4 separate regions of the Mus musculus genome follow, and all the other regions are linked to region 2. The links are chromatin loops, found by intact Hi-C in ENCODE. Cell type or tissue: left cerebral cortex. All regions are shown on one strand.

The links. Peaks named below come from ENCODE experiments on the same cell type or tissue, not always from the same donor. Only the 100,000 strongest peaks of a DNase experiment are listed, where the experiment ranks them.
Region 1: it touches region 2 in a loop (8-fold over the local background); 6 of 42 quality-filtered maps call a loop at or near these places.
Region 3: a loop joins it to region 2, with 4 times the contacts of the local background. A loop is called at or near these places in 2 of 42 quality-filtered maps.
Region 4: it touches region 2 in a loop (7-fold over the local background); 3 of 42 quality-filtered maps call a loop at or near these places.

Annotation. Positions count from the first base shown.
Region 1 is chr17:73,071,609-73,079,608 of GRCm38, reverse strand. Gm41616 (a long non-coding RNA gene) reads left to right here. Exons shown (of 4, transcript XR_876944.3): 3 at 7,195-7,256; 4 at 7,430-7,832. Among named protein-coding and RNA genes, the nearest start is that of Gm41616, 9.0 kb to the left of the region's middle. In left cerebral cortex, no CTCF peak of the experiment used is centred here; DNase peaks (open chromatin) are centred at 4,155, 4,745 and 7,133; H3K27ac peaks cover 212 bases.
Region 2 is chr17:72,967,492-72,975,491 of GRCm38, reverse strand. No RefSeq gene overlaps it. Among named protein-coding and RNA genes, the nearest start is that of Gm23649, 16 kb to the left of the region's middle. In left cerebral cortex, no CTCF peak of the experiment used is centred here; DNase peaks (open chromatin) are centred at 2,302 and 4,585.
Region 3 is chr17:73,514,145-73,522,144 of GRCm38, reverse strand. The region is part of intron 9 of Galnt14 (polypeptide N-acetylgalactosaminyltransferase 14); the gene reads left to right. Among named protein-coding and RNA genes, the nearest start is that of Capn13, 120 kb to the right of the region's middle. In left cerebral cortex, a CTCF peak has its summit at 3,482; DNase peaks (open chromatin) are centred at 3,587, 4,168, 6,420, 7,760 and 1 more place; H3K27ac peaks cover 1,873 bases.
Region 4 is chr17:73,266,725-73,274,724 of GRCm38, reverse strand. No RefSeq gene overlaps it. Among named protein-coding and RNA genes, the nearest start is that of E330032C10Rik, 20 kb to the right of the region's middle. In left cerebral cortex, a CTCF peak has its summit at 7,466; DNase peaks (open chromatin) are centred at 2,610 and 3,118; H3K4me3 peaks cover 453 bases; H3K27ac peaks cover 2,194 bases.

The DNA of each region.
Region 1 (8,000 bases), 100 kb before region 2:
TTAGATCATACTTTATATTTCATAATAAAGGAAATGAAAAATTATCTAAAATCACATATATAAATACTCAAATTATAGGACAAAACTACACACATCAAAAAAAAAATCAGTGTAGAGACTTTGCCAAATCAGTGGAGAAATAGCTGTTACTTTTGAAACAGTAGAACAGTCAAGAATGACAGGGACTGTGCTTATTCTCTGTCACTGCCACAACGTACCTGAGAAAACCAACTTAATGGGAGAGGTCATGGCATCGCAGGCTTCTGCCCATCGTCCTTGTCTCTATTAATTAAGAGTCCCTAATGAAACAGAACAACATGGTGGTGGTGACACGTGGAAGAGGTTAGTCATGTAATGGGGGACAGAAGCCAGAGAGTAACAGGAAAGAGCCAGGGGATTAAATCCCCCAAAGGACGTGCTTCGAGTCAGCCATTTTCCCCAATCGTTTTCTAGCCTTCAAAGTTCCTGAGTCTCCAAATAATCTCTTGGATTCCGACCCTGTCACAGAAAGGATGAATCCACAGCTAACAGCAGAACCTTCATGACCCAACCTCTTCTCAAAAGACCACCAACTGATGAAACAAGACCTCAGTAAAAGGACCATAGGGGAGCTTCCAGATTCAATCCCTAGAGGGCACGAATAAATTGTGTGTGTGTGTGGTATGGTGTGTGGTGTGTGTGTGTGTATGTGTGTGTGTGTGTGTGGTGTGTGTGGTGTGGTGTGTGTGGTGTGTGTGTGTGTGTGTGTGTGTGTGGTGTGGTGTGGTGTGTGTGGTGTGGTGTGTGTGGTGTGTGTGTGTGGTGTGGTGTGTGTGGTGTGTGTGTCTGTGTGATGTGTGTGTGGTGTGAGTATGTGTGAGGTGTATGTGTGTGTGTCGTGTGTGTGTGTCTGAGAACGCTCACATGCACAGCGTTCGCAGACACACACACAGCTGCATACATGCTGTGGCACACTCAAGGAATTTAAAGGGCACATTTTGAGAGTTGACTCTCACTCCCCAGTTTGTTTGGGGCAAGGTCTTTTTTACTGCCCATGTACCCCAGGCTATCTGGCCTGAGCGCTTTCAAATCATTCTCTGTCTAGGCCTCCCATCTCACCTTGGGAGAGCTAAGATTACAGATGTCTACCACCAGATTTGCCTTCCCCCCTACCCCCTCCCCCACCCTCCACAGGTGGGTTCCTGGATTCAGGTATGAAGTGATGAAGGATTTTACTGTCTCCACCCCCACTCCACCCCCACCAATGATTACTAATGAGCAGTGTTCCTACTGGTGTTAGCATTCCTATGTCTTCCTTCGAGAAATGCTACTCACATCTTTGGAGTGACATTTCTCCTTTGTGTATTGCTAGGGATTGGGCTAGCCAGGCAAGCGCTCTACCATTGGGCTGCACCCCCCACCTCAGGCCCTTTGCTCTTTTTAATTGGGTTGTTTATTTTCTCAAGAGGGTTGTTTGAATATCTTATATATTTATAGATAGAAAAGCCAAAGAGTAGGAAAGCCCTCTCCATGTTGTGCTGGATTTAAATTGCAAGCGTATTCCTATTTTAAGGTTTGCTACCTCTGTGTTTATTTGATTTGATTTTGATGGTGTAGCACTGGGGTTTGAACCCAGGGCCTCAGACATGCTAAGCAAGCACTCTGTTACTGAGCCATCACCACCCGCAGCTACTTGTGGATGAATTCCTTCATCACCCTGGCCCGACTTAGCTCTCCAGTTCAAATTCCAATTATTTGTCTGCTTGTTGGCTTTCTGATGCAACTTTCTGTATCAAATGTTCCTTCCCTATTGTGGCAATTGGCTTGGAAGCTGAGAGAAAATACCAGGATGGAGTAAGTACTTCCTTTCTCCTTCCTAGTTTCCTAGGGGCTAACTTTTGAGTCACTGTTCGACTAGAAGTTAAGCCACCATGTGCCCACAATCAGACTAGCAGTCCTGTAACATCACACACAGTTCCAGGCACACAGTTCACAAGGACGAAGAAGATGCAGCATTTGGTCTCAAAGAGCTCATTACCCCTTGGGGAAATACACATTAAACTCTGCCTTAGTTACTTTTCTGTTGCAGAAATAAAGCAGCCAGAAAAAAGCTACTTAAGGAAGGAAGGAAGGAAGGAAGGAAGGAAGGAAGGAAGGAAGAAAGGATAAGGAATGCTTGTGCTCAGCTTTCATTCTTTTTATAGAGACTAGGAACCCAGCACAGGGAATGGTGCCACCCATAGTGAGTGATACCCCACAGGCATGCCCAGAGCCCTGTCTCCCAGGTAACTCTAGATGTTATCAAGTTGACTATTGAAATTAACCATCACAAACCCCCACCTTTCCTTATATAAATGTGCTAAGTTGAACATTTGACATTACACTCTAGGAAACATAAGCAAATTACTGACCCAGCAAAGAAATTCAGAAACTGTGTGCACTGAGATTAGCTAGAAAATAAGGGTGATGGGGATATGAAGAAGGATCAAGCCATGCCATGCTTGCTGGGCAAGCATGAGGACCTGAGGTGGATTACCAGCGTTCATGTAGAAAGGTGGGCACAATGGTATATGCTTATAATCAGCACCAGAAAAGCAAAGACAGGCAGATCCCAGGGACTTGTAGGATAGCCAGTAGAGCCAACTGGTGGTCAGCAACAGACCATATTTTCAAAATAATGTGCAGAAGCAGTTGAGGAGAATACCTAATGCATGCCCTGGCCTACACACCTACACAGACACACTCTAGCCTACACACACACACACACACACACACACACACACACACACACACACCGTATACTCATACACACATCTTGTCACATGGCTACATTCTTCATTCCTACACATGAGCATAGTCACATGGCTACAACACCCATCTCCACTCCTCTGTACATCAGCCACTGGACTGAAAGAACTGCATTCAACAGAGCGGAAAGGAGATAGGATTCTCTCCCAATCGCTCACAGATAAGGAGTGACCCTCGTTTGTTTTGTATTTATACTAGTTCCCAGCAAGATGTGTTCACTTTTGAATGGTGAAAAGTCAACTCTCTTTTTATTACCTGTTCATATGCTCTGTTCACAAAAGATGCCTTACAGTTATTCTAGGTTTATATTATTTAAAGTAGTTAAAGATCAAATTGTATAAAGGTCTACCCTATTGATGCTGGCTTAGAAGTCCAAGGGCTTTGGATCAATTGGGACATTTGTGGAAAATGTTCAACCTTGCTTGTGGCTGACTTGTTTCTGATGGATTGTGGTATGTGTGGGAAGGAACCAAGTTGAGATCATTGTATACTTTAAGCCTCAGTACTGTCAGTTTTTCATACAAATGAATGGCCTTTTGTTAAGTGATGAATTCAAAAATTAATCATTTAATAAAAGAATAAGGAGTTGGTTTCCAGCAACCGTGCTAAAATCATCCACTCAGGGAAGAACAGACTTTTTGACAAGTGGACACCCACATACAAAAGAACAAATTTACACTTTTACCTCATCCCACACACACAAATACACCCAAAATAGCATTTAAAACCTAAATATAGGAGTCAGAACTCTTCCCTTTTAGAGGGAAACATGGCTATAAATCTCCGTGTTATTAGATTAGGCAACAATTTCTTAGATTTGACACCAAAACACAGGCAATAAAAGAGAAACTAGATAGGGAATATTTCATTATAACTAAAGACTTGTACATTAAAGGTCACTATCAAGAAGGCAAAAATAATTCAAACTGCAAAACAAGAGAAAACATTTGTAACTGATATATCTGCCTAAGGTCTAATGCCCAGAATATATAAATAACGCTTAGAATTCAACAATAAGATATACAACCCAATTTAAGAGTAGACAAAGGACTTAAATAGGCATTTCTCCAAAGAAAATATACAAATGTCCAACAAGCACATTAAAACAATCTCAACAACATTAGTCATTAGGGGAAATGCAATTCAAAACCAAAATGAATTTACATTGGTTTTCATACCCATTAGTATAGCTATAATAAAAATAAACAGAATTACAAGAGATGGTGAGGCTGTGAAGGAATTAGAGCCTCGTACATTGTGAGTGGGACTGTAAAATGGCACAGCTGCTCTGGAAAACAGCTTGGCAGCTTCTCAAAAAGTTAAACATAGAATTACCCATAACCCCGCATTTCCACTCATAAATATATTCACGAGAGAATTGAGAACATATGTTCACACAAAACCTTGTACGTGAACATTCACAGAAGCATTATTCATACAAGCCCGGGCATGGAAGGAACCCCAACGCCCATCAGCTGATGAACGGGTAAACAAAATGTGCTGTCTCACAGAACAGAATAGTATTCAACCATGAAAAGAAAGGAGGCACCAATCCACGTTACCACATGGGATGAGCCTTAGAACATTAGGGTAAGTATACACAGCAGATACAAAAGGCCGTGTGTTGTATAATTCCATTTATATGAAGGGTCCAGAACAAGCAAGTCCATAGAGACAGAAAATAGGTTAGTGGCTCCCTAGGGCCACGAGCCAGGAGAGACAGATAAGAGCTGAATAGGCAGAGCATTTCTTTTGGGAAGATGAAAATGGTCTGGAAGTAGGTAGGAATGATGACTGCCCTATTCTTTCAAACATCCTAAAGACCACTTAAAATGGTCAATTGTATTATGCTATGTGAATTTAATCTCAGAAGAAAGACGAGTGGGAAGGCCTCTTATGTTTCATCGTGATGGATTCAGCTAGCCTTCAGAACCTGCTGTTTCCATGAGATAATGTGCTCCAGAGGCACATTTTCTGCTGTTCTGAGTCAGAAATGGGGGTGGGGCATAATACCAACATGATGTGGGCTCTGTCATCAAAGTGTCTATGCCTGGTTGGAGGATTCAGACCCCCTTTTCACCAACTAGAGCAACAGCCTGAATCAGAAGTGGTGCGAGCCAGTGCTCATTCTGAAGAAGAAACACTATAAGGTAAGGTAGGCTTAGCATGCACAAGGCCCTAAGTTTGATGCCCAGTACCCAGTTAGAACCAGGTGTGGCTGGGCAGTAGCAGCACATGCCTTTAATCCCAGCACTTGGGAGGCAGAGGCAAGTGGATTTCTGAGTTCAAGGCCAGCGTGGTCTGCAGAGTGAGTTACAGGACAGCCAGGGCTATACAGTGAAACCCTGTCTCGAAAAACAAAAAAAACAAAATCAAAAACAAAAAAGCAACTAGGTGTGGTGGTACAGGCCTGTAATCTCAGTGATCAGGTAGACAGGAACTCAAGGACATTCCCAGGTGCACAGCAGATTAAGAGGTCAGCCAGAGCTACGTGAAATCCTATAGGTCTCATAGAGAGGTGTGTGTGTGTGTGTGTGTGTGTGTGTGTGTGTGTGTGTGTGTGTATGTGTGTGTGTGTGTAATATAGGAGGGCCTTACAGGATGAAAAGGAACTTGATACGTATTGGAGATGTTAAAGGGTGTTCTAGGAAGTAGCACTGACTTAAACAACGGCTTAGAGATGTATAAAGCACTCAAAAGCAGCCATGTTGTGTCTGGATTGTGATTCTAGCTCTTTGCCACTGCCTTTTCTTTTCTTTTAATCCTAGCTCTTTGCCACTGCTTTTTCTCTTCTCTTCTCTTCTCTTCTCTTCTCTTCTCTTCTCTTCTCTTCTCTTCTCTTCTCTTCTCTTCTCTTCCCTTCCCTTCCCTTCCCTTCCCTTCCCTTCCCTTCCCTTCCCTTCCCTTCCCTTCCCTTCTCTTCTCTTCTCTTCTCTTCTCTTCTTTCTTTCCCTTCTTTCTTTCTTTCTTTCTTTCTTTCTTTCTTTCTTTCTTTCTTTCTTTCTTTTTGGGGGGAGGGGGTTCAAGACAGGGTTTCTCTGTGTAGCCCTGGCTGTCCTGGAACTCAATCTGTAGACCAGGCTGGCCTCGAACTCAGAAATCCGCCTGCCTCTGCCTCCCAAGTGCTGGGATTAAAGGCGTGTGCCACCACTCCCTGGCATTTTTTTTTTTTTTTTGGACCATTGCTTTTTCTTAAACACCAGAACCATTCTCCACTTTGATCCTTAGTTCTTATCTCAGAGACGATGCCTTCTATGTGAAAGTTGGGAAAGAGAAACATTGTCCTTGAACCTTGGTGGGGGCTTGGCAAGATCCCCTAAGAACCTTCATCAAATCCTATCTGCAGTTGTGCCCAGCTCCCTTCCTACAGGCTGTATCTCCTCTCTTGCACCTCTCTTTGCTGCAAGGACTATATCCATGCCCCTGCTTGACAGATGTCCTCCTTCCATCTTATAAAGGCTTTCGGTCCATGGATGAGGAAGCCAGGGACAAAAGGAGACCCACCCCATCCTTCTGTGAAGAGCTATTGCCTCCGACCCCTTTGGAAGTTAGATGTATTTTGACTCCTATTTGAATGGCAAACCCACTGCCTGAAGGTGGAGAGTGGGGGAGACTCGGGGAGGGTTTTGGTGCCGTGGCGCCTGCAACGCCTCCCAGATGAGCAGCTAGCTGTAGACATCCAAGGGTGTGCTTGCTGACATTGGCTCCCGCATGTATTGGGCATAATCCTGTTTTATTGTGTTTACCATTGTGTACGAAGAACATGACATTGCAAAGAGGAGCATCCTGGATGATGGAGCTGGTCCTCGGCAGACTTTCTCTAAAACTAGAGATAATCCCTCCTGCACCAGAACTCCAGTGTGATGATCCAGTCAGTGTCTCCAGCTCCCATGTGCTTACAGGAGACCAAACATCTGTCTTAGGCAATTCTAGCCTCCTGCCTATCCAAAGGTGGGTCTAAGCATGTGCCTACCTGAGACTGATGTCCTACCCAGTAACAATGGGTGGAGGATAGAAAACACACAACATAGTAAATATGTCCCCTTATACTCCGGACCAAGGGAGACATGATTTAACACTGACCCGTCCTTGAACCGGCTGATAATTTGTTTTTAAAATCCAAGCAAGCACGACTCCCATTCCACTGCCTATCGCTCGGTGTCTGAGGGATAATGGCCTGACAGTGCCGACAAGGACCAGATGTGCGGTAGATGGGTCGGGTCAGTCAGTGCTGGGAAGGAGAGAGGAGGGAGGGAATGAGCTGGGATGTCATTACTTGGAAAGGTCACAGGGTCACTGACAGTGGCAAGAAACAGATTTTTCCAGCTGCTTTCAGGCTGAGATTTGCTCTGCATAATCTGCATGCTTTTATCTGTTTCTCAAAATAGACAGGAATTTTTTCCACAGGCTGCTCCAATCTGGCTGTGGAGACGTGAGGGAGGATGGAGGAGACAGTTGCATGGAGTCCGGTATGTTCGTTTGGAGCCCCCATCCTCCACTAGTCCCTCCCTTGCACCAGCCCTATGGGATGGCAGTATCTTAATGTCCCCCGAAGAGGAGTCTCAGAATTGTGATAGATACTTTCCACTCTGAATTTTGCTTAGCATCAGAGTAAGCCATTCTTTCTCCTTTTTGCCTTAAGCATACAGAATAGAAGACCTTGATGGGGTCAGAAGCACAGCTCCTTGACCCTCTAGAACAACAGCATCACTTAGGAGACAAAGGAAGCGGGGAAGACAGCGGCTCCATCAGACCATATGGGTGTTACCAGTTCCACAAATCATTCTCCACCTTTGTCCTAGCCTACAAAGAAGCATCACAAATTATCTACAGAGATCTTCTGGAAGGTTCACTCTGGATTAAATCAGGCTCATCTCTCAGCAGCTGGTCCCTCTCGCCTGAGATCAAAAGGATCTTGAACCTTCCAAGTGAACTGCTGTCAAGCGAACAGCAGGAGGACCTCAAATATTATTTACATAGAGTTTTCTTTCTCCAATTATGTATTGGTTTCTTCTTGTTACAAGCCTATTTTATAAACATGGAAACCAAGACACAAAAAAGAAAACAGTGTCGGGATTATGTAGGCAGCCATTAGGCCATTAGGCCAGAAATGAATATATCTTGATACCACCTATATTTATTCCAGCATTTCCTTTCAATTGCCTACAGAGAGAGAGAGAGAGAGAGAGAGAGAGAGAGAGAGAGAGAGAGAG
Region 2 (8,000 bases):
CCTAAATGTGAAATGGAGAACTATAAAAGTTTCTGAGAAGAACAGAGGAGAAGATCCTTTTGAGTCTATGTTAGTCAGAGAGTTGTTAAACATGGCAACCAACTCATGATCCATAGAAAACAACAAATTGGATTTTATCTAAATAACACACTTTGATTTCTGTTACAGAAGTATTAAAGGCAATGAGGGGAAACCCCTACAGATTTGTGAAAATATCTTCAGATCACACATCAGACAATAGACATATATTTCAGGGAATAGGTATTTAAACAAACAAACATGAGAGCAGAAATGACTACAATTTTTAAACCGGTAAAAGCTTAGAAAATAGGGATGGACGAACAAACAAGGCAGCAAACAGAGATGCTCAACACTGTAAGTCATTAAGAAAATCCCTATTCAAACCAGAATGAGGTACCATCCCATCCCTGTTAAGACACTGACTCTGCACCAAGTGCTGGCGAGGATGTGAAGCAGCTGAATCACTCCCAGACAAATGGGTGGGGGGCGGGCAAAACAGCACATTCATTATGGAAAATAGATTGATCACGTCCCACAAAGTTAAATGTATGCTTACGATGCAATAAAACCATCCCACCTCAAGATGTTTACATTAAAGGAATAAAAGCATTGTCACATAAAAACCCATTGAGTAATCTATAGAGTATTAGTAATCGCCAAAAGCCGGATCTAAGCCAAATGTCTCTTCATAAGTGCTCTCTGACACATTCCTTCCCTGGAATACTCATTTTTTTTTCATAAAGAGTAACAAACTATTGATACATACTGGAACTCTCATGCTCTAATATGGGAATAAAACTCTAGCATAGCAATGATGGAAACTAGCTTGGTTATTTCTCATAAAGTGGATCTCAGAGAATGACTACATCTTAATGAATGAGTGAATCTCAGTGAATAAATAAATTTCAGGAGCATGATGTTAGGTGAAATAAGCCATGAGGTAATGCTATATGATTCTACTTTATAGAAAAAGCAACATTATAGGGACATGAATTCCTGGTGACCAGTGGTTGGGAATGAAGGGAGGGTCTGAAGGCCAGGGAGTGGTAAAAATATCTTCTCTATGCTGTTGCAATCATTCTTTGTTTTGTTAATGGCCGTGCTTTTAGAACCTGTTATACATTGAATAAAACTCAGGACTGTACATGCAGGGGAAAAAAAGAACCCAACTTCTACTATATAGTTTAAAACACATATTGTTGGTAAAGTTTTGTATTGCTAAATCACTTGGATTTCCTCACTATCCATCACAGAGTCCATTGGATACTTGGAAGAAAGAATAGATTGTTCATTCATTTATGAAGACCTATGTGTAGGTACCTGTAGCAGGGAAGGCATAGATCTAGACTTGATCTAGAGTGCTCTAATCCTGAAGACAAAGTTGCCCTATATGTGAGCTTGTAGCTTTCATTTCAACCTGTCCTGTAGTTTCCATTCATCCAAGGATCTGAGCTATGGTTTCTCTGCAGGTCCTTCCTTGGGCTCTTCAAGGCTGTACCAAGCAGACAATATGGGTCACAGCAGCATTTCCAAACATCTGGTGCTCGGTCTGCCCAGGTCAATCTCCTTATAAGAGCATCTGGCCTGATATTACTGACAAGCCAAAAGGGTCACTATGATACGACGACAGTTCTCTTCCTGGATTTCAGATCATTCTGCTGTGCGTTCTCATTTTTCTCTAGGGATTCAAATCACCCCAAATGTACAGTAGAATTGAGGGAGCAGTGCAACAGCCATGGTGGGGAGAAGAATGGGCAAGCAGCAGTCATGCCAGGTACCATCCTACTCATCAGACACATAGGATTAGTGAATGCTCCTAGCAATCCAATAAAAGGGGTAAAATCTTCTTCCAGGAAATACACAGTACTTCAAGAGTCTTGAAGATGGGTGTTTAAGTAAATTGGCTAATTTCAGCAGATAGGAAAAGACAAAAGTCCCACTTCTAACTTAAGTCCTTTGGAGTCAGGAAGCCACACCCTTCCCCACCCTCTCAGGCTTACAGCTGGTTTCACTGGCCAATGGCTAAGCTTTCTCCAAAGCCATATCCCTGCCTCACCTGGGCTACTGAGACCAAGTGGTTGGCCTCTTCTGCTGCTCTGAGTTCTGACTTGTTCAGCTTCAGGCAAAGAACTCATTACTTCCCTGGCTTGGGCATATATAGAACATTTAAAAATGTCTTTCATCGGGTGATAAGCAACGATCCAAAAATATCTGCTCCAAACTGCAAAATGAACCCAATACATTCCATTCCGAGTTGACTCTCAGGCCATCTGGCTCAGCTTCTCAGTTCGCATACATGGTCTTGACTTCCATGCAGGCTGACTCAGCCTTGACTCTGAGCCCATGTCACCATGACAAAAACACCTAAGAGAATAGATCCATGGAAGCTCTGTATGAGGGAGAGTCAGGGCCACAAGCGTAGTAGATAAATGGGAAGGGCCTGGGTATAATATTCTTCAGTGCTCTGTATGATGGGATGAGGATGTGTAGGAGCAAGAGGGACTTCAATCTGTTTCCAGTCTATAAGTCTGTAATGGTGCATGTTTGAGTATGACTAGCCCCCATAGGTTCATATATTTGAATGTGTGGCCATTACAGAGCAGTGTTACTCGAGAGAGATTAGATGTGGTCTTGTTGGAGGAAGTGTGTCACTAGATGTGGGTGCTGAAGTTTCAAATGCCCAAGTCAGGCTCAAACTCTCTCTCTCTTTCTGTTGCATGTTAATCCACATGTAGACTCTCAGCTACCTCCCCAGTATTGTGTCTGCCTGTGTGCTGCCATGCTTCCCACCATGACTATAGTGGAGTAAACCTCTGAAACCTAAGCTACCCTCAATTAAATGCTTTCCTTTTTAAGGGTTGCTATGGTCATGGTGTCTCTTCACAGCAATAGAAGCTCCAACAGTACAGGAGCCTCTTCTAGACCTGGAGGGAGTAAAACAGGGTTTGGGATAAACATGGCTAGGTTCAACACTACGGGACACAGAGAGCAGAGGAGACTCAGAGTCAGGAGTAGACTCTCTGTTTTGACCATGAAACTGATGGGACCTGGTGACCCAGATGTCTAAGACTGGCAGGGAATGTGAGTTCTGGAGTGTGGTCTGGGTACTTGAGGGGGTTGGGAACCCATACAAGATCTAAACCAAAGGAGCACTAGATGGGTTCTCAGTGTTAAGAGTGGGGTGTTGGGCCAGGACTCACCCATGAAGGTTGGGGAGCATCTCCAGTTAAAAGGGGATCAAGAGCAACTCCAAAGAAGTTGACTTGGGTCTAGCCTCTGACCAAGGGCTGACTTGAGGACTAGAACTACCCTTCACAGCTCAGACCAATGTTACTGGGACTGCCAGTTTGAGAGCAAAGGGTCTGATAGGGGACTAGATGGATGGTGGGGCGAGAGACTTGGGATCCATGCCATGGACTGCGGTGACAAAGCCACTTATAGGTACCGTGGGGAGCATGGCCTTCTAGTCTGACAACACTAGCTGTGCAAAGGGACCACATTTCTCTTAGAGTGGGATAGGAAAACCAAACCTAAGAGATAGCAACACACAGAGTGCCTGCTATCTAGCAGATAACTGAACATACAATCTAATGCATCTGGGTATCATCTCCCAAGGTGGTGTGTCTCAGGCTTGACTCTGCATCCCAGCAGGGGTCGGGGGAGGTGGTCATCAAACCATAATGCTTATGCTCATCTTTGGAGGGTATTTCCTGGTCTGTAGCTCTGGGCTGGGCTTAGACAATGCACTATCTGTATCTTCTCACATGGAACTGCTGCCGGCTCAGAGACCACCGTTTCTTGAGAAGTACTGGATATGAGTTTTCTAGCTAGTATTTTAGAATGAGGGAAGATTCATCGTCTTCTACTTCTTTGCCTTGGGTGGGACCTGGACGACTTTCTCTATTGTGTCTTAGTGTCTTCACCTGTAAAATAAAGGTAATTATTCCTTAGGGTTATTGTAAGGATTGCCTGTGAGGAAAAACTTCAGAGTACCTGATGTCACTACAAAGCAAGCACACGTAAGGGTGCATACTGGGTGCTTTTGAAAACATGTCCTCTGGGTTGGCAAAGACTATTCAAAATAAATACCATCACCATTTCATCAGGAAATGCAAGATGAGGTTAACCATGCAATTAGGATCTGAGCCCTGGGGCTGTTTCAAAGTGGGTTTAACTGCTTCCTTCTTCTCTGTCCACCTTCCTTTAAACTAAACCCAGCAAACGGCTGAGCCCTCAAGGATGAATAAAGACCTAGGCTTTCAAGAATGCTGGGAGATCAGAGAACAGGAGTCACAAAGAGGAGGTGGGGGAGGATGTTTATGTGGGAACTGGGCACAGAAGTTGCCCAGGACGCACATGGTGGGCATTTTTTGTGTGTTCAGAGAACAGATATGCGCAATGACTCAGTGTTTTGCCCACACATTCCCTCTTTTCTCTTGGCTGTCTTAGCTGATTGAAGTCATCAGCGGTGGTGATGCAGCAGGTGCAAATGGATCACCCACTGATGGATTACACAGCCCCGGAGCGTGTCCCTCCCTTCTGCCTAATATGGACACCAAATCCAGCCACTGAGCTGCCAGCGTGAACAGACACTGCAATTTGTGGATGATGAATCAGAGCATCCCACTCTCCCACATGGACCACAGTGTCCCAGCAGCAGGAAGGATACATTGTAGCCAGTCCATGTGTAGTAGGTGGGGAGCCTGTGTAGCTCTTGTCCTAATTGCAGTCACTTGCCTTGCATTACACGCTTATGAACAGGGGGTGGAGACCATGTGTTTGGGCATCCCAACTCCTTTCTGCTTCCAGGCAGAAAACTCATCCATATTTAGCATCTTAAGTCTTTATAAACTGGCAACTTTCACTTTGGATTTGGCAGCCGAAAGTTCAGTCTGAATTTTCTCTGATCTGGAAGATAAATAAATCTACCTGGCGTCCCTTACGCTCCCTGGACTCACCATGCCCAATCCTTTTCTGCACCCCTTTAAACTCTGAGCCGTCCCTTTCTTCACCCACTGTCGCAGTGGGTGGTAACATTAGTAAACATCCAAGCCAGAGGCCCAGGGTAGACCCAACATACGTTTTAATATTTTAATTGGTTGATTTTATTTTTTGAAAGAGAAGGACAAATAGTTCCCAGATGCCCCTTCTCCGTTACTCCTAAAACCAATGTCTTGGTTGGTGCACAGAAATTTGTTGCAATGGCTGAACCAAAACCAATCCATTACTTACTGAAGTCCATGTTAACATGAAGGCTGACTCTTTGTGTTAAATATTTTGTCAGTTTTGGTAATAGATTCATGTATAGCATTCTCATTCTAATAGTGGACACATAACATCAAGACACACATTATAGTAGAAAGTTTAATCCTTAAGCAGATAGAAGTGAGGTCTAGGGCTAGAGAGATGGCTCAGTGGTTAAGAGCACTGATTGCTCTTCCGAAGGTCCTGAGTTCAAATCCCAGAAACCACATGGTGACTCACAACCATCTGTAATGAGATCTGATGTCCTCTTCTGGTATATCTGAAGACAGCTACAGTGTTCTCATTTATAATCATAAGTAATCTTTGAGCCAGAGCGAGCGAGGTTGACGGGAGCAAGCAGAGGTCCTATCCCAGCAATCACATGATAGCTCACATCCATCTATACAGCTACAGTGTACTCACATACATAAGATAAATAAATAAATCTATAAAAAAAAAAAAGAAGAAGTGAGGTCTACACAGAGGACCCCTCCTAAGAAGGACATCAGGACATGATTGGTAGTACCTTGCTATTCTGGTGGTTCTGTCTCAGAAATGTCCACAATCTTAGCTGATTTTTGGTTGCACCCGACCTCCTCAGAGCCTGTCATTTTAAAATTAACTTATTTATTTGTTTGCTTGGTTGGTTTTTTTGTTTGTTTTCTCTGTGTAGTCCTGGTTGTCCTGGAACTCACTCTGTAGACCACGCTAGCCTTGAACTCAGAGATCTGCCTGCCTCTGCCTCCTGAGTGCTGGAATTAAAGGTGTGTGTCACCACTACCACTGCCCAGCAATTAACTCTTATTTTTCGTGCCAGCTCATGGAATCACCTCCAAACGATCTAGTGATCTTTTCTGTAGAATATATGTAGGAGCTGAGCTAGTAGCCCCATTCTCTTGATCCCAATGTCTGTAATGTATTCTCAGGTTTCTGGGCTGATCAGTTGTACCCTTCTAGAGACCTGGTTTCTAAAGCAATTCTGCTTTAGATGTCCATCACACACCAGTCCCTGGTAGAGCATCAGTGACTGGGAATCTCTTCCTTCCCTTCTGACTTCCATATAATCTCATGAACAACCTCTGCTAGTTTATTTCCTTATTTGCTCCTCCTATCAGAGAGCAATCTCCACCTCAGTGATGGGACCAGATGAAAGAAAGAAGACAAAAGCAAGCATCCGCCATGCTGGGCAATTCAACCATGTGCCCACTGTTCACAGTCACACCACCTTTGCTAGCCTTTCAGTTCCTAGATGGTTAACTTCAGAAGCAACAACGGAATGATCTGGAATGCCTCCACTTGCTACAGGATAAATTCATTCAGGGAAAAGGAATGCATTGTTCACATATTTTAGACTTCTTTTTTTTTTTCCTTTTAATTTGAGTGCTGTGGGCTATTAAAATGTTTCCTCACAAAGAGGGGGCGTTAAGAATTCTAAGGAAGTATTCACTTCTATTGTGTTCATTAGAACTGACTTGAGGGGCGTGTTGTATACTATAGGATTTGCTGCAGATGCAGGTCTTCTTTGTGATGAACATTCTAGATTCATCTCCAGAGCTCAGTATCTTTATCAAACATGTATACTTATCATCCATGATTGGAGTCCTCTTCAGTCTATCTAATGATGGTCCCTCGGAAGTAAAAACTCTGAGCACAGCTCTATGATCTTGATCAGATACCAGCCCAGACTCTCTGGGTTTCCTAGTGAAATGGGGACCTCCTGCTAGTAGGTCTATTACAATCACTTTCACTGGCTTTCGAATTCTATGCATGCATCTATGCTTGTGAAGTAATTGAATTCAATCAACAATACAATTATTGGGCTCTGCCCACTGCTTACTATCTCAATCCTTGGCACAGAAATTCCAATAGTGTCTTCCCCTACCTCTTAGGGACTTAAACCAGCTTGTGACATTGTCTTCTCTAGGAATGGGCAGTCCTTCCAGAGACGCTTACATCCTCTTGATAACTTTTATGCATATTGTAGGGGAAAATGGTGTCTTGGGGGCAAACTGTGGACCCTCAGGGCCCAGCTTTCATTGGCTCAGATCCCACTGTTCATTGTCTTTGAGCTGTTTCACAATGGTCTATAAATGATAAGTAATAGATATGGAAATTGTGTCCTGTCTGATCTAATTAGCTGCCTCCTCCTTTGGGGAAAAACCAGTTTTGTTTCCATTTGAAATGCATCTCAACATTTCTTTACCCTACAGAAGTGTGTGTGTGTATGTGTGTGTGTGTGTGTGTGTGTGTGTGTGTGTGTGTGTGTGTGTGTTGGTTTCTCATTTGAACATCTGCCTGGCTTCCTGCTATCTAGAGTAAATACGTTCCTTAATGTGGGTATTTTTATTTTTGTATGCGAGTCATGATTTTTATCTCTTTCTGAAAATTATCTTTAATAGCATATTGTCTCCTCCAAACCTTGCCAAAGACTCTTTCTATTTTCAGCCCATAACTGAATGCTGTTGTCCATCATCAGCTCTGCTCTTTAGCTCCTTCTCTCTCTCTCTCTCTCTCTCTCTCTCTCTCTCTCTCTCTCTCTCATCTCTCCCTCCCCCCTTCCTCCTTTCCCTCCCTTCTGTTAAAGCAGCGCTCTTTACCCCAGACCTGGGCGAAATGTCTAACATATCCGGTTCCTGCTGGAAACCAAATGTTTTGAGGTTTGTTATGTTGGAAGTTTCAGCTACAGTCCTCAGGAACTGCAGCCTGGGCATGCTTTGGTATTTAGGATCACTTAA
Region 3 (8,000 bases), 550 kb before region 2:
AGGGGCTGGCTCGTAGGTGGCCTGCCCTAGCCATAGTGCCAGCTATATTTGCAGCTACAGGGAAAACATCTCAGATGGAACAGCCATTTCATCCTTCTACTAATGCTGAGTTATCCCCTGCCCTTCTATGGGAAAATGTAGCTTTGATGTAACAACCTTCCCTCTTGGGGTACTGTGACTATTTTGAGGTAACTGAGAATGGCAGTACGCCATGGGCATGTGAGTTTCTGCCTAGGAAGTGAGACCTGAGAGGGACGAAGTCGCAAGCAGGACTGGAGATGGCATGTGGTGGGCTTTGTCCTGCATATCTCCATCTCTCAGTGTACCTGGGGCCTTAGTTATGCAGGAGGCCCACAGTGACGACTGGTTGAGCAAACCAAACAGAAAAATGGAAGAGAGGGAATCATTATGTGTGGAGTGCTTCTCCTCTGTGCTAGCCCTGGGAGGTGTGCGAGCATGGGTCTAGGGAACAGTACACAGGCCAGAAAAGTGATCCGAGGGCTCCTCCTGGCACTGAGCTGCCTGGCATCAGCCACTGCCTTTGTTGTCTTCTGCCCATTGCCTTCAGGGTGTTTTATGGCTTTCTTTCTCAGTCACTAAGAATTATTTCCCAGAAATTTATGGCTTTGGCCTAACCCGTAGCATCTGTTCTCCCAACCTGGGCAGTACAGGGGAGAAATCTATCAGGAAATTGGTCTCTTGCCAAGTGGGGGTCAGACTGGAAGCACAGTAAACAAATCTCGATCTCCAGTCCCTAGCCTATAAACCAACAAGGATGGAATGTAACAGGAATTGTGAATGTGCTGGCATGGGGTTCAAGGCTAAGTCTGCCTACACTAGCCTAGGGGAAGCTGGATATCCCAGCACTCCTTACTGAGACGTTCCAGCCCTCCTTCCCAGCAGCAAAGAAGTGTTCCCTGTAGCCCTCTGATAGACGACAGTGGTCCAGTCTCTGCCCTAAAGCCACTCATAATGATTCAGAAATTTTCACTGTCCGACATATTGTGGGTTAAGAGTTTTTGTGAAATTGTTAGAAAATCCTTCTAAGTTACAGTTCAGCTCTATCCAGTTTGTCTCCTGGGGTTCTTTCTGTCCTCTTGAACTGTACAAGGTGAGGATGATCCCTCTTGGATGCAGCAGTCGCATTTGGATGCAGGTAGCACTGTCATTTGCAGGATGGCACATTCCGGTCTGACTTACCAGCACCCTTCCTTTCGAGCCATGTTAACACACAGCTGCTCAAATCAAGATGCAATCTCATCGAGCCAGCTCCTGAGTCGTTTGGTATTACTGAGGGCTGATTTGAATAAAGCAGTTGGTAAATGGTCCCTGTAAGGTGTGGGAAAGACATTTATAATCCATCACAAAATCTTTGAGACCAAAGAAGCACTGTAGACAGCCACCGCAGCAATCACTGTTTCCCCGCACCCTAACATTCTATTCTGCTATAGTCAGCCAATAGCACTTTGGAAGCCTTTTTTGGATCCTTTTACCCTCTTTTCTTTTTTCTTTTCTCCCCTTCCTTCCTTCCTTCCTCCCTCCCTCCCTTCTTCTCTTCTCTTCTCTTCTCTTCTCTTCTCTTCTCTTCTCTTCTCTTCTCTTCTCTTCTCTTCTCTTCTCTTCTCTTCTCTCTCTCTCTCTCTCTCTCTCTCTCTCTCTCTCTCTCTCTCTCTCTCCTTTTAAGTATTTTTGTATACCAGAAAAATAAGGTACTTTTTCCAAGAGCACATACATGACATGGTTATGTGCACGGGTAGCAGTTGCAAGGCGTGGATAACTAGACCACAAAGTATGAGAAGGTGGGGATTCTAAAGTGGTCCACATGTCTGACTGATGATCAGCTATCTGGATGGAGGGTGTGAGCGATGCTTTAGCTATAAAAGAGGATAAAAGAAGGTGCCTGCCAGAAAAAAGGAATCCTGTCTGTAGGGTATAGCCCATCACACACACCACCACCACCACCACACACACACCCCTCCATTCTGGCCACTCTTTGCTAAGTTGTTCTCCAACGCTATTTATTACTGTCCAGCTTCAGCTCCTGCCAAAGTGGTCTTGCTAAGAGACAAGTCTCCCAGGTCTGTGTCTACAAGGACTTCCTCCTGCCCCTCTCCTACAGAAGTGTCTATCTTCCTAGGTTCATCAGGCTGCTCTCCACACTTCCAACATTGGCAGACCCTCCTGAACTTTCAGACTATTCAGGCCTTCTACAAGAACAGAGAGCCTCCTTATGCATCCACTATGAACCCCTGAAGATGGCAGCTCTGAGTGACCTCTTCTACAGCTGGGACACTTTCTCTCTGCCTTCCCTTCTGCTACCACCCCTCCCCCATCCACCCACTTCGGCATCCCATCTTCTCAGCACAGTGTCCTTTATATCACCCTTCCACTGACCCATTTAAGTATGTGGCTGTCCAGTTATCGGTGCCTGTCCCACTGATGACTCTCTTAAAGCAAGAGCAGAAAGTTCATCTCATTTCTGATTCTCAATGCCCAGAATAGTCGAAACTGCTCACAAAATGCTTGTGTGAAAAGCGAGAGACTGAATGGGAAAGGATTTCTGGGTGGCAAGGCAATCCAGAAACATATGTCTCTTTGAGTTCCAAAATCATCCTACACCCAAACCCACGGATGCTCCAGTCCCTTATATAAAATGGTACCAAATTTGCATAGAACCAATGTGCAAGCACTTGTATTACTTAAATCATTCCCCCATTACGTATAATACATAATAGAACACACATATCATGTAAATAGTTGTTAAACTGCATGGTTTAGGGGAAGATAGTGAGGAAAAATGGTTATACATGTATGCTCAAGAAAAAGCAATTGTCTATTTTCAATAAAATACTATTCAGTGTTGGTTGAATCTGGGATGAGGATGAAGGGCAGACCATACCATGCACTAGGCACCATGTGAAACAGTTTACATAGAATCCAGTGGAGCTATGTTAGAACAGTCTCTTTGATTATATAAACAATAGCAGCAGGCTGGTATGTCTCTTTCTTCCAGACAGAATTTCTCTGTGCTCTAGACATGTTTGCCTGTGTACTGTTGACGTTAGTTCACAGCTCCAAAATGACATGTGCTCTTTGGCCAGGGTGACTATGACTGAATCCGATCCTACCCTCACCTCACCCCCATCTTCCACTGCAGAAGTGGCTGCAGGTGGATTGGCTGAAGGGCCTTGTAAAAGCCATACTGTGTCTTGGTTAACCTCCCCACCTGCTGACCTGGTACTTCATTCCCACCAAGTGTTTCTAAAATGAGCTGAGCACTTTTGATAATTATATCCACAGTTTAGGACACGAGCAGGCTTTAGGGAAATGTGGCTTTTAAATTTTTTCCGAGGTTGATTTGCATTAAAATTGGATACTTAAGCTCCAATTTACATAACACAGGATACATGTAATATATATCTACTTACTCAGAGCCTGAGCCACATCTCACTTTTAGCTTTTGGTCTCTAGAGGGAAAAAAGGAATCTGTTGCCAGTAACAAGTGTGTGCGAGGCAGGGTGGGGATGGGGTGCCTACTTCCCAAACCAGGAAGCTTTGGCACACACACAGAGGGAGAATACAGGAGTCCTGAATTTAGAATGGGGGATTTCCAAAGCACAGCAGGCACAAAGGACAGTGCAGAAAAAAGAAATGAGGTAGAGCCCAAAAGAGCCTTGCTACCACCCACCATGCTCAGAATGGAGTCTGGGATGCCAAGCTATTCCAGGCTCAGGAGACATGTATGGTTCAGGAAGAACTCAGGCTTTAAGATCAGATAGGAGTAAGTTTGAAGCCCATAGTTACCACCTAGCACCCTTGGGAAAGTTACCTCTCCTCACTGAGCCCATTTCTAGGTCTTGAAGGTAGAAGCAGTGGTTTCTTAAGTAAGATGAGCAGTTCCCTACCCCACCCCCAAAAGATAGCCACACCCAAATACCTGGAGCCTGTTTGGATGTGACCTTATGTGACACAAGGTTTTTAAGCAGTGTGATGAGGTCACCAATCAATGGGTTGGAGAATGTTGCAAATGGGCCCAATCTAATATCATAGAATCTCTAAAATCAGAGAGCTTTCTTAGGCACGTGGCAGCAGAGAGTTGGCATAAGCCAGGTGCCGTGCTCCAAAGGGACATTAGCAGCTGTTAGCTTAAAGATGGAAGAAACAGCAAAATAGTAGCTGAAAGAAATTCTGGGCCATCAGCCAGCAAGGAGAAGGGAACCCAAGTCCTGAAGCCTTGAGTAACTTTCTAAAATCAGTTAAGTAAGCTTCATAGCAAGTTTTCCTTCAGAGCCTCCATGAAGGGACATGGGTCTTGCTGACACCTTGACTTCAGCCATGGAAGACACTGAGTAGAGGACCCTCCCAAGTCCTCTAAGTTCGAGGAGAATCGTTAAAGCAACATAAGAAACAACATAAGAGTCTCATCACATCCACATGTCATGAGACTGCGTGAAAATAGCCGAGTGTCTGCTCCACTAGAGTTGGCTGCCTTCCCTTCAGGATCCTTCATGGCCAATGTCTCATAAAGAAGGATAGTCTGACCTGCTGAGATACCTCAGTGCCCCTGCCTTTGCTTTTAGCCCAGGGTTGGGGAAGTGGCCTCAATAAGGGCACTCACATTTGAGGAAACATCATCTTTCCCCAAATATGTAATGATACATGACACCCTCTTGGCTGCTCTGTTAGAGCCCAGTGCCCTGTGTGATTCTCCAGGCCCAGATGTGATCCCACAGGCCACCTTTTGTTGCTGCTCCTAAATGTCCCACATGCTATCAAAGAGAGACAACAGTTGCTTATTTGCCATCAGAGTTTGGAACGTTGAAGGATGTTCATAGTCACAGGGCCATGGGTGATCACCGTGGACTTGTGGTTAATAGTTGTCCAAAAGTAGAGGGCTGGGAATAGCATCTGTTGTCCCAGATGTGAGGTGGAATGCATTTGGCTCACAGATCCAAAGCTATCTTTTATAGCCCAATAAGATGATCTCCAGTCGAATCAGAGCGTTCGTTAAAAAACAGTGGAATTGTCTTAGTTGATGTTGAGCTGCTATAGCAGGATACCACACTGGGTGGGCCAAAGGGAAATATGGAATAGAGAGTGGGAAGTCCAAGATTGGGTAGGGTTTGCTTGCTCCATCATCCTTTGGCAAAATGTACAAGCTGGAGAGCTCAACAGAGGGCAAATTCTTCATCCCTTTATAGCGACAGGTTTCCATAATAACAACTCACTCCCTAGATAACAGCACTGGTCCTTGCACCAGAGCCAATCCCTCATGACCTTTTGGAGGTCTTGTGTTTTTAACAGTTTTGCTTTGAAGATTAATTCTACAGCCGGTGAACTGGGGAGGAATACGTACTGGCCTTAGTACACACAGAACTTGCTTCTTGACCCAGTAAGAGCCAGGAAATTAAAGATTACTGAATTACCTGACACATAGGTAAGGGCAGATTTATGCATGCCAACAGACTGTGAATGTCTCTTTCTGCGCACTACTGTCTGCTGCTCTATTTCCTTTGTCCTCACCAGGTTTAAGCTCCTCAAGAGGTAAATAGATGATGTGATCACATATATCAATGTGATCACATACACAATTGTAACACTCTAGGATACTCCATTTAAAACATGATCCATGGGACCAGCAAGATGACCCAGTGTGTAAAACACTTGTCCCCAAAGCCTGATGACTGGAGTGCAAGTCCCAGTTCAAGCTCCTTCCACCTGGTGGAAGGAAAGAACCAACTCCCACAAGTTGTCGTCTGATGGGCACCCAGATTCAATGGCATGTGTGCACATGTGTACACCACCCCTCTCACATCCCTCTACTTCCTTCTATACTCCCAACATACACTGAATAAATAAATGAATGAAAAATAAACAGAGCTCATTGCACACAGCTGTTCTTATGTGAACTGGTACCCTTTACCCTCGTTAGAATTCAGGCTATGAAATGAAGCCAGAACCTTGACCAGGGATGGTGTGCTTCCTGGAAAAAGAGCTGCTCTCTGGACCCTGAATTCCTACCCACCACTTATGTGCTCATCAGATGGGTGTTGATTCTGGTAAGAGGTGAGGGTCCTCAGAGGCAGTAAAAATAGCTGATGTGCTAATGAGTACATGGTAGACAAGGGAAGAAAATGCAGGGCGTGAGGGCAATCTTCTCTCAAATATTAATCTGAAGTTAGAAATATAAGGTTCCATCACAGTGCCCCAGTGAGGATAGAGTAATTACACATCTCCCTGCCTGAGATGTGGAGTATGTGTGACATTTATCACCAGGGAGATGATGCAGGCACTGACTAAGCGAGAACCCCAGAAGACTCTATAGAAAGACTTTGCCTCCTTCCAACCTCACTGAAGAGATGGTGGCACCACATCAGTGCAAACATGGAGAGCAAGGCTCTAAGAATGCCTGGCTTCCCACTGCAGCATCCGTGGTTCTCGTGGCACTTGTCCAGGCCCTCTTTGAGAAGCTCAGGTTCAGCAGACTTTCTCAATGGCTTTCACAAAACTGCTAACCAAGCATGCCCAGTGTGTGAGCATGAGAGATTGCTCATCCTCCTCAAGTCACAATGCAGATAAGGGCAGGCTGGTTGTAGATCCTAGGTTTTAAGTATTCTGCAGAGTAGTGCTTAGAAATCATTACACTAACCTCAAAACTCCTCATACCACCAAGAGGACCTCTTGACTCAAGTGACAACACGGGGACCCATAGCAGATCCAAAACTCCTGTTACAACAATCTGGGCTTGAGAGCTGAGAAACCTAACTCATGCCAGGCCAAGGACTCCTGTAAATGGAACAGCTGGTCTGAAGGATCGAATGTGTGAGTTGATGAGGCAGAAACTGAATGGTTGCTTCTTGTCCTACTTGTGGGTATTTTGAAGACAGTACCTGTGTCTTAGGGTGCAATAGTGGTGCTCAGTCCTGGGGAAGAGGGGTTTCAGGACAACAACTTTGAGGTTGAAGTTGGGAGAAGTACATCAGTTCCTGATATCTTGCTGTTGGTTGCCCTAGCATAGCTGCACTAGAAAACAAGACATCAATAAGCAGCAAGCAGGACTGTTAGAAAGATCGACAGGAAACTCCCTGACCTATAAGTACAGGAGGATGTTATTGTCTCCCTGGCTAAGGCCTAAAGAATTGTGATAGTTTGAATTTGGGCTCTAACACAACACAAGAGAAACTGAAATGGTGGAAGATAGGCTTAGAGGAGGAAAGAAGGTGGGACTATGGGATGATGCCAAGAGATGTAGAAGAGGTAGCATGGTGGGTCACATGTCTCTCTAAAGTGTCAGGTCTCTGAAGTTGAACACTATCTGGTAGTGATGGGGATGCTGGTACAGAGGAAAGTTCTCAATGTCATCAAGAGGACCCTGAAATCAGACAATGGAACAGCTGATATTGGATAAAGATAGTCAATGACAGCATCACAGAGGAAATGAGAATGGGACAAAGGGTCAGGTGATGGCACTGTTTTAGTCAGGGGACTGAACATGGCTGGTGGAGGGCAAGGGTCAGTGGACTCAGAAAAGAAAGACTGGTTGGAGGGTCTTCAGGGAAAGAGGTAGCTTATAGAGTGGGGAGTGTGGGATTGAGGTTGCAAGAATTTGCTTTTCAAATGAGGAGGGACATATGTCTCATTTGAATACATGGAAAAGAAGACACAGTAGCTAAAGCGTATGCATTTGCTTAGGGAAAAGCTGGCACAAAGTGTGTAGCTTATATCTAGTAAGCCAGGCCGTCATCTCATGTGCTGTGGGTTTATAGAGGTTTCCTTTTCAGGAAGTGGAGCAGACCCTTCTTGGGTTCCCCAGAGAAGAGTTGACGAGATCACACACAAGGAAAGAAGTCCTATTCGCACATGGAACTAACAGGATTCTACATCTGACCCCTGAGATTGTTCATTGTAGTGTCTGATCAAGATGTAGATGACAGACAGTTGGCTGAGCCACATCTTGCTTAGTGACTCACAAACACCAAGCTCAGACAGAAACCTAGCCA
Region 4 (8,000 bases), 300 kb before region 2:
AGTAGACTAGAACCTGAAAGTCAGGCATAGCCACAGAATAAAGTCGACTAGAATAAAGCTTTTGATAGACACCTGCCCCGGCAAAACTGAAGTCAGAGAAGCGCTCAGGACAGGCCTACTCAAGGTCAAATCTCCTGAGCCATTGGACCATAAATATTTATTTTTATGATTAAAAAATGTACATGTATAAAGATGTTTAAACAGACTTTCAGTATAGATTTTTATTTTTTATTATATGTATGGGGAGCAGGTATGTGCATCTGAGTGTGGGTGCCAACAAAAGATGGAACAAAACATTGGATCCCCATAAAACTGGAGTTACTGGTAGCTGTGAGCCGCCCAACATGGGTGGTGGGGATAAAACTCCGGTCCTCTGGAAGAGGTTCAAGAGTCTGGCCTGAGTCACTGAACTTTACATTTCTTGGGTTGCCTGAGTCTGCCATGTATTACAACATGGCAGAACTCATGCATAGATGTTCCAGCAGTTCCAGAAAAGAAGTCCAGGGAAACTTAAAGAAAGCGTGAAGCCAAAATGTACTTATCAGGGAAGAAAAACCTATGAGAAGCAGGCTATATCAGGCTGTAGCTGGGATATGCCCTCTTGGTTGGTGATCATACCAGCTGATGAGCACCAGCCAACAGAGAATTGGTGTCTTTATACTTCCTCTTTGTGGTCTAGAGGCATGAAACGGTTTGTGAAGAGAGGGGTGGTATGTTAAACTGTCTTCCTGTGCCACGCCACGCTGAACAGAAGCCACTGTGTAAAACCTTTGTAGCCAGAAGGGGTCGAATGTGGGCCATATTGGCCACCAAAGGCTTCCTGGAGAAGGCAGAGTGTACACAAACCTGCAGAATCCCTAGGTACGACAGCGTTCACCCTGTTAGTTGGGGGTGGGGTCAACAAGCAAGGAAGCAAGGACACTTCAAAGTCCAAGATGGCTCCAACTACCATCTGTGGGACACAGGAAAAAGGAAAGTTGTCCTGTGTCCCTCTCCTCCACCACTCCTCCAGCTTCTTTTGCCAGTGGGAGGGTTGGGTTTGGTTACACGGATGGCCGGTCAGAAGTCTGAGCTGGTTTCATTTGAGCTTTTTTTGTTTTTTGTTTTTTGTTTTTACTTTGAAGGGGTTAGTACAGGAAGATAGGCAAGGGATGGAACACTTCTTGTTTTCTTCTGTAGGGTCAGATCTGCCTCCCCTGTACAGCCATTGGGCAACACGGCCATGGACCCTCCACAGGCTGTGTGACATTTGTTGTATTATGTCCCACTTCGGGTTTAATGCCATATTTATCTTATTAGAATTAAATAGCACAAATTTATTTATTGTCTTAGAGTTCCTTGGTCAGAAGTGAGACTGGGTGTCCGGCATGGTATATTTTTGGGTAGACGCCCTATGGTGGCATCCATTTTCTTGCCTCTTTTCATCTTCTAGAGACAACCTGTGTTCCTCCACACTTCTCCCCTTCATCCTTCAAAGCTGGTGAAAAATCTAGTCTCTCAAATCTCATAGCAGTAACCTTCTCTTTAACATCTATCTTCCATGGGAAAGGTTCCACATGCCTTTCCTTCTGTTACTGGAATGACTAGTCTGACTTTATAAGCAGAAAGGATGGTTGAGAACCCATTTCTGGGGTTCCAAGGCACTGGCACTCACTGGTTCTGATGGGACTGTCATGGTAGGTGACAGGAACATGTTTGTGAGGGGAAAAAAAATCACACACACCCCTCAAACAACAAAGCAGCAATGTAGAGACTGATTTAGGCTTCTCTAACAACTGGGTCTAGTGAGAGTTCACTCCACAACTCCCATGTTCCCCCTAGGGGCAGAACCCCAGTGACATAAGAATTCCTACTAGCTCCTGCCTCTTCCATAATGTTTCCCTGCCATTTCCAGGCTGTGAGCTCTCAACACGTGAAGCCTGGAAGGAGGCACACCACATTCAATCCGCAGATGGACCCTTGCTCTTCCATTGGCTTACCCTACCTCATCCAGATGACCACCTCCTCATCTGCGGGGCAGTCAGGTAGCATCCTTCATCCCACCCACAGCCTTATTGGATCTAATGCATTTGCGTGTTTGGGGTTATTGGTAGGTAGACCCGTTTCAGGGGAGCACTGCTGTGCCTGCCACAGTTCGCAATGTTATTGGGCTGATGGCCTGGCTTATAATGTTATGTGCCCTTGGATATTGTATTTGAACCCTTACTCCAGGCCTTCCAGATGTGAAGGGGGATCGGTGGGGAGCAGTGTTTGTCATAATGATGAAGATGGAGTGGGAAGAAGCAGTGTCTACAGGTTTGGCTGCCATATCCCCACTGGACAGTTTCCATGACACCCCACTCGGTGGTCCTGTAGAGGAACAAGTCACCTTGCCCTTGCCTCAAACCCAGTTCTCTGATTCCCAATACTTTGCCCCTGTTCTGATGCCATTCCTGCCAAATAGCTAAATTCCAGCTCCTTCCATTTTCTACCTTTACATAAAAAGCACAGAGCCAAGGAAAGGATGGAGCCTCCTACTCATCCCAGGCCTCCCAGCCCAAGCGGTACAGGCGCATCAAAGGATGCCAACCCCCCAGGAAACTACAGCTTGGATTACATCATCCTGCAGCATACCATTGCTAAGCAACTGTGGGCTCAACATCTGTTTCCATGGAGATATCACATCATCACCATTGGCCAGGCAGGGCTGAGAAATACATAGGAAGGGATGAGTAAGCCGAGCTGTGTCAGAGAATGACAAAATCTTTGTCATTCTTGTGGGAATGAGGAAAAGTCTATCATGAGAGTGAAAGGTAGGTGAAAGTCAAGGGTGCTTCAATGAGAAAAGGGGAAACAGGCATTGGATGGGATCCGGCAGGGTCCCTGGACAGATGGTATACCCTGGACCAACTCTCCTATGATGTGGCAGTAGCTGGGCATCTTGTTCAAAGGTTCATCACAGAACCCAAACCTGTGCCTCCCTGCCTAGGACTCGCCCTGCTAAAAGGAAAGGCACTACAGACCGCTGATGCCTTCCTAAGCTGAAGTGGTCCTTGCTCCACTAGCTCCATCCATGGATGGAGGCTCTCATTCACAGCTGACAGACCCTGCTATCATAGGCTGCAGTCATACCGTGAGGATGCTGGAAGAGTGGAAATGAATAGCTGTGCTGTGTGCCAGGCCATATGCCGCCTGTGTGCTGCAAGCCGTCTCCATCAAACTTCAGATTCTGCCTAGGGAATGGGATCTCTTCATCTTCAGCCAAAACACTGAGACTCAGACGGGAGGTGCAGCTCCTCCACGATTGATAAGAATCTGAAATACGTAGACATCGCAGGGGGCCAGCCCTCTCAAAGGTCGGTTCATTTCCTCTTCACGTGCTGTCCATTGGTCTCTAGCTGTCAATCAAGAGATGAATCTGGAGTTCTTTTTCTGCTGCACCCTGCTCACTCCCTATCCTCACTGGGCTACATAACACCTCCAGAAGCCAAAGTCAGACACTCAAGGATGAGTTTATGGAAGACTGGATATTGAAACAAGATGCCCAGGAGGGGTTTTCCTTGTGTCCTGAATCTGCTGCAGGATGTTCAGGAGTCCACATGCACCAGCCCCTGTCTGCAGACTCTGAGAGAAAAAACCCTGACTGACATGTGAACAGAGAATGATAGGCAGGATGTGCCTGTGCACACTCCTCCCCACCTCTTCAACACACCTCATCACAGACAGGTCTGCTGCACAGGAGAAGGAAGTGAGCTCGGGATCCAGCCTTGGTCGGAAGCTTGAAATGAGAGGAACTGAGTCTGAAATACTGGACGGAGGATGGCAAGGGAAAGGCAGAAAATAATGACAGCTGCCAAGGTGACACGGAGAAGCACCGCAGGAAGGTTTTTATATCTTAAAATCTTAAAAAAGGAGGGAGGGAAGAAGGGAGCCAGAAAGAGGAGCGAGACAGACAGAGACAGATAGAGGTTGTGTGTGGCCTCAGACACCTCAAATATTAACCATCTGGCCTTCGTGGGGAAAGCCTGCCAGCACCATTTATAGCCTGATATCTGGGAAGACACAACTTTGGAAAAAATAAAAGCCACGAGTTTCTTGCATTCTGTATTGTTTTTATAGGAGCCCTCTGTTGATACATAGTATACACAACTGGCTAAAACTCCCATGAGTGAAGATCTCACAAGTGAGCAGTACTTAATCCATTCATTTCCCCGAGGGTGAACACTGAGGTAGTGCCAGGGCTTATCTGGGAACTTCTCTGGTCCCCTTGTGTCCGGGTGTAGTTTCTTTGGGTTCCATACTTGAAAGCGAAACTGCTAAGCTAGAAATGTGTATAGCACCAGTCTTGTGGGACACCATAAAAATAATCGGTGTTGACTTGTGCCTCCATTGCTGGCCTATAAGCCGACCTTCTTTAAACTCCTCACCCACGCTCAGTGGGATAGAATTATACGTTGTTGCTAATTAGACCATGTGAAGAGTCTCTCCCTGTGGTCAGAATTTGCCTTCAGGTGAGCTGAAGGTGTTTGCAACCCTATAGATGAAACAACAATATGAACTAACCAGTACCCCCAGAGCTTGTATCTCTAGCTGCATATTATGTAGCAGAAGATGACCTAGTCGGCCAACACTGGGAAGAGAGGCCCCTTGATATTGAAACTTTATATGCCCCAGTACAGGGGAAAGCCAGGGCCAAGAAGTGGGAGTGGGTGGGTAGGGGAGCAGGACGGAGGGAGGGTATAGGGAACTTTCGGGATAGCATTTGAAATGTATATAAATATCTAATAATGAATAAATAAATAAATAAATAAATAAATAAATAAGAAAAAAAAGAATATGCCTTCAGGTAAGTAGAAAGAGGACAGATCCATCCTTTATTCATTTGTGGTATCTCCCCCTTATATTCCAGATACAAGTTCTTTGAGGAGCTCAGTTATGGGTTGTAAGTATTTTTTCACTGATACGTGGCATGTGTTTTGCTTTGCTTTTGAGATTTTTAGGCAAAAGAGATGCTAAGTTTCAATATGGTCAAAATTCTCAGTTGTTCTCTGAAATTTGGGCTCTCTGTGGCTTGATTAAATTTTTCTTTCCTGTGGCTAGAGAGATGTCTCAGCAGTTAAGAGTGCTTGCTTTTTGCAGAGGACCCAGGTTTGGGTTCCAGGCAACATATTGTAGTTTATAACCATTTGTAACTACAGTTTCAGGGAATCTAAAGCCATCCATGACCTCCTTGAGCACCAGACAAGCACATGGTACACATTCATAAATGCAAGAAAGCATTCACACACATAAAAATTTAAAAATCTAAAAATAATTCTAAATTATTTCCTTTCTCAATGTTATATAAATATATTTCTTGGCACATTTATAAGTCCTGTTTTTTCACATATGGATTTTTTTCTTCTTGTTCCAGCCCCACTCTTTCCAGTTCTGCTCTCTCCAGCCCCGCTTGCTCCAGCCCAAAGATTTATTTATTTTTATTATATGTAAGTACACTGTAGCTGTCTTCTGACACACCAGAGGAGGGCATCAGATCTCATTACAGATGTTTGTGAGCCACCATGTGGTTGTTAGGATTCGAACTCAGGACCTTCGGAAGAGCAGTCAGTGCTCTTACCCACTGAGCCATCTCTCCAGCCCTCACATATGGATTTTAAAGTCATCTGGAAATTACTTTTTAGTGGGGCAGAAAATGAAATTTTATTTTTCTCCACTTACATAACCAAATTTATGTATCCTTTCACTGTGACTTGCAATGACACTTCTGAGCTTTGTCATGTCCACATGACTACATACATGTGCCTGTACCATATGTGATCACTATGATTTTGCAAGTCTGTGTGTCTGGCTATAGCTCCTCCCACCCCTCTTCCATGCACTTGGGCAGCCATTCCTCCTGTGTTCATCCAATTGGATGCTACCATTGGTGTTTCAGGCTCTATAAAATTAAGGTGGTTTTAATCAGAACTTCATAGACAACGCAGACCAATTAGGAGATCGTTAACACTGTCAGTTGTAGCATTTTCCAACCTGTGACACATTTCTTCACTTCTTCTTTGATGCCTTTCTATAATTTAATTTCTTTTGAATTTGATGATGGGTGATCAAGCCTTGCATATGCCAGGCAGTTACTGTAACACTGATCTATGTCACTAGCTCATCAAAAACAGTTTCATTGCTGTTGTTTGGCTTGGTTTGGTGTGAATTGGTTTTGTTTTGCTTGTTTGTTTACTTGCGAAAGGGTCTCATGTAACCCAGGCTGCCTTCAAACTCATCATGTAACCAAACATGACCTTCAACTCCAGATCCTCCTGTGTGCACATCTTAGGGTTTTACTGCTCTGAAGAGACATCATGACTAAGGCAACTCTTATAAAGAACATTTAATTTGGGGCTGGCCTACAGTTTCAAAGTCCATTTTCATCATGGTAGGCAGCATGCAGGCAGTCATGATGCTGAAGACAGCCAGAGAGTTATACATCCTGATCTGCAGGCAGCAGGGAGAGACTGTGTGTCACACTGGCATAGCTTGAGCATATATAACCTCAAAGCCCACCTCCACAGTGACACACTTCCTCCAACAAGGCCACACCTCCTAGTAGTGCCACACCCTGTGGCCAAGCATTCATAGACATGAGTCTATAGGGGTCGTGCCTATTGAAACCACCCCAGTTCACCACCCAAGTACTGCAACTACAGGCTCGCACAACCATGCTCATCCTACCAACAATGTCTACTAATCTACATGAGTGTATGCTTTGTATTACCTTACCAATTAAATTAATTAATAAAATTAAATATTTTGTTTTGGCAGATGTGATGACACAGCACTCAGAAGGTGAGACGGGGATTGCTTGGAGCCCTAGGCCAGCTTGGGCTACGTAGTGAAAATCTGGTCAGCCAGAGCAGAATCCTATCCCCTCCCCTGTTCCTACCCCAAATCCCATTGTGTATATAGTTTGTAAGAGACAGTGGTTCACTATCTGGAACAGGTCTTTAAGCCCACTTCTACCTTGTGAAATGCATAGAAATGACCACTCAGCTTGGGGTAGAGATCTCTGCTTTCCTGGTGTCTAGGTGTGGATGTAGTCCCAGAGCACATGATCAGGCCCCTCCCTATTTGGCAGCTGAGTATAGGGAACTCCAAGGTGCTCAAGGGAAGGGGAAACCACAAGTTGGGAGGAGAGGAGCCCAAATGTCTGACCCAGCAACAACTGACACCACACGCATGAACTGGCACATGCACAAGAACAGAATCCCACAAGCTGGCGCTCAATGCAGCAATCCCTGTGACATGGAAAATAGAATACTTGGTGAGGTAGAGCTCCTTCTAAACAATAGTTACTTTTACTCAGTGTTGCTGGTGATTAAAATAATATATAAATGTGGTATATACATACATACATATATACACACACACATATATATAGTTTCTGAACTAGGAAAATCCCTTTAGTATCTCATTTTTTTCTGTTTTTTTTTTATTAAAGATTTATCTATTTCATATATGTGAGTCTGTTGCTGTCTTCAGACACACCAGAAGAGGGCATTAGAACCCATTACAGATGGTTTTGAGCCGTCATGTGATTGCTGGGATTTGAACTCAGGACCTCTGGAAGAACAGCCAGTGCTCTTAACCGCTGAGTCATCTCTCCAGCCCCCTTTAGTGTCCCATAACATCTATTGTCAGATTCTATCACGAGGTTGCTTTATTTACAAGCAAGGACCCTTCTTTCTCCTATCCACTCCTGGTCCTTATGCTCGTTTTTCTTATCTCAAATCTTGGTCAGGCCGGCAGTTCTCATCTCATCTCTGATTATAGTGGGAATCCATCTACTTATTCTTCATTAAGTCTGAAGTTGGACAGAGCTAGGCATGGGTCCCATTTGTGAGTTTAAGGAAGCACTAGGATGGAGTCTAGTCTATTTCTATTTCTAGTCCTTTTCTATTTTGTAAGTTAGATATTAGTTCATTCATTTTTATCCTCCCCAGCTCTCTAACACAGATACTACTTTCTGCCTT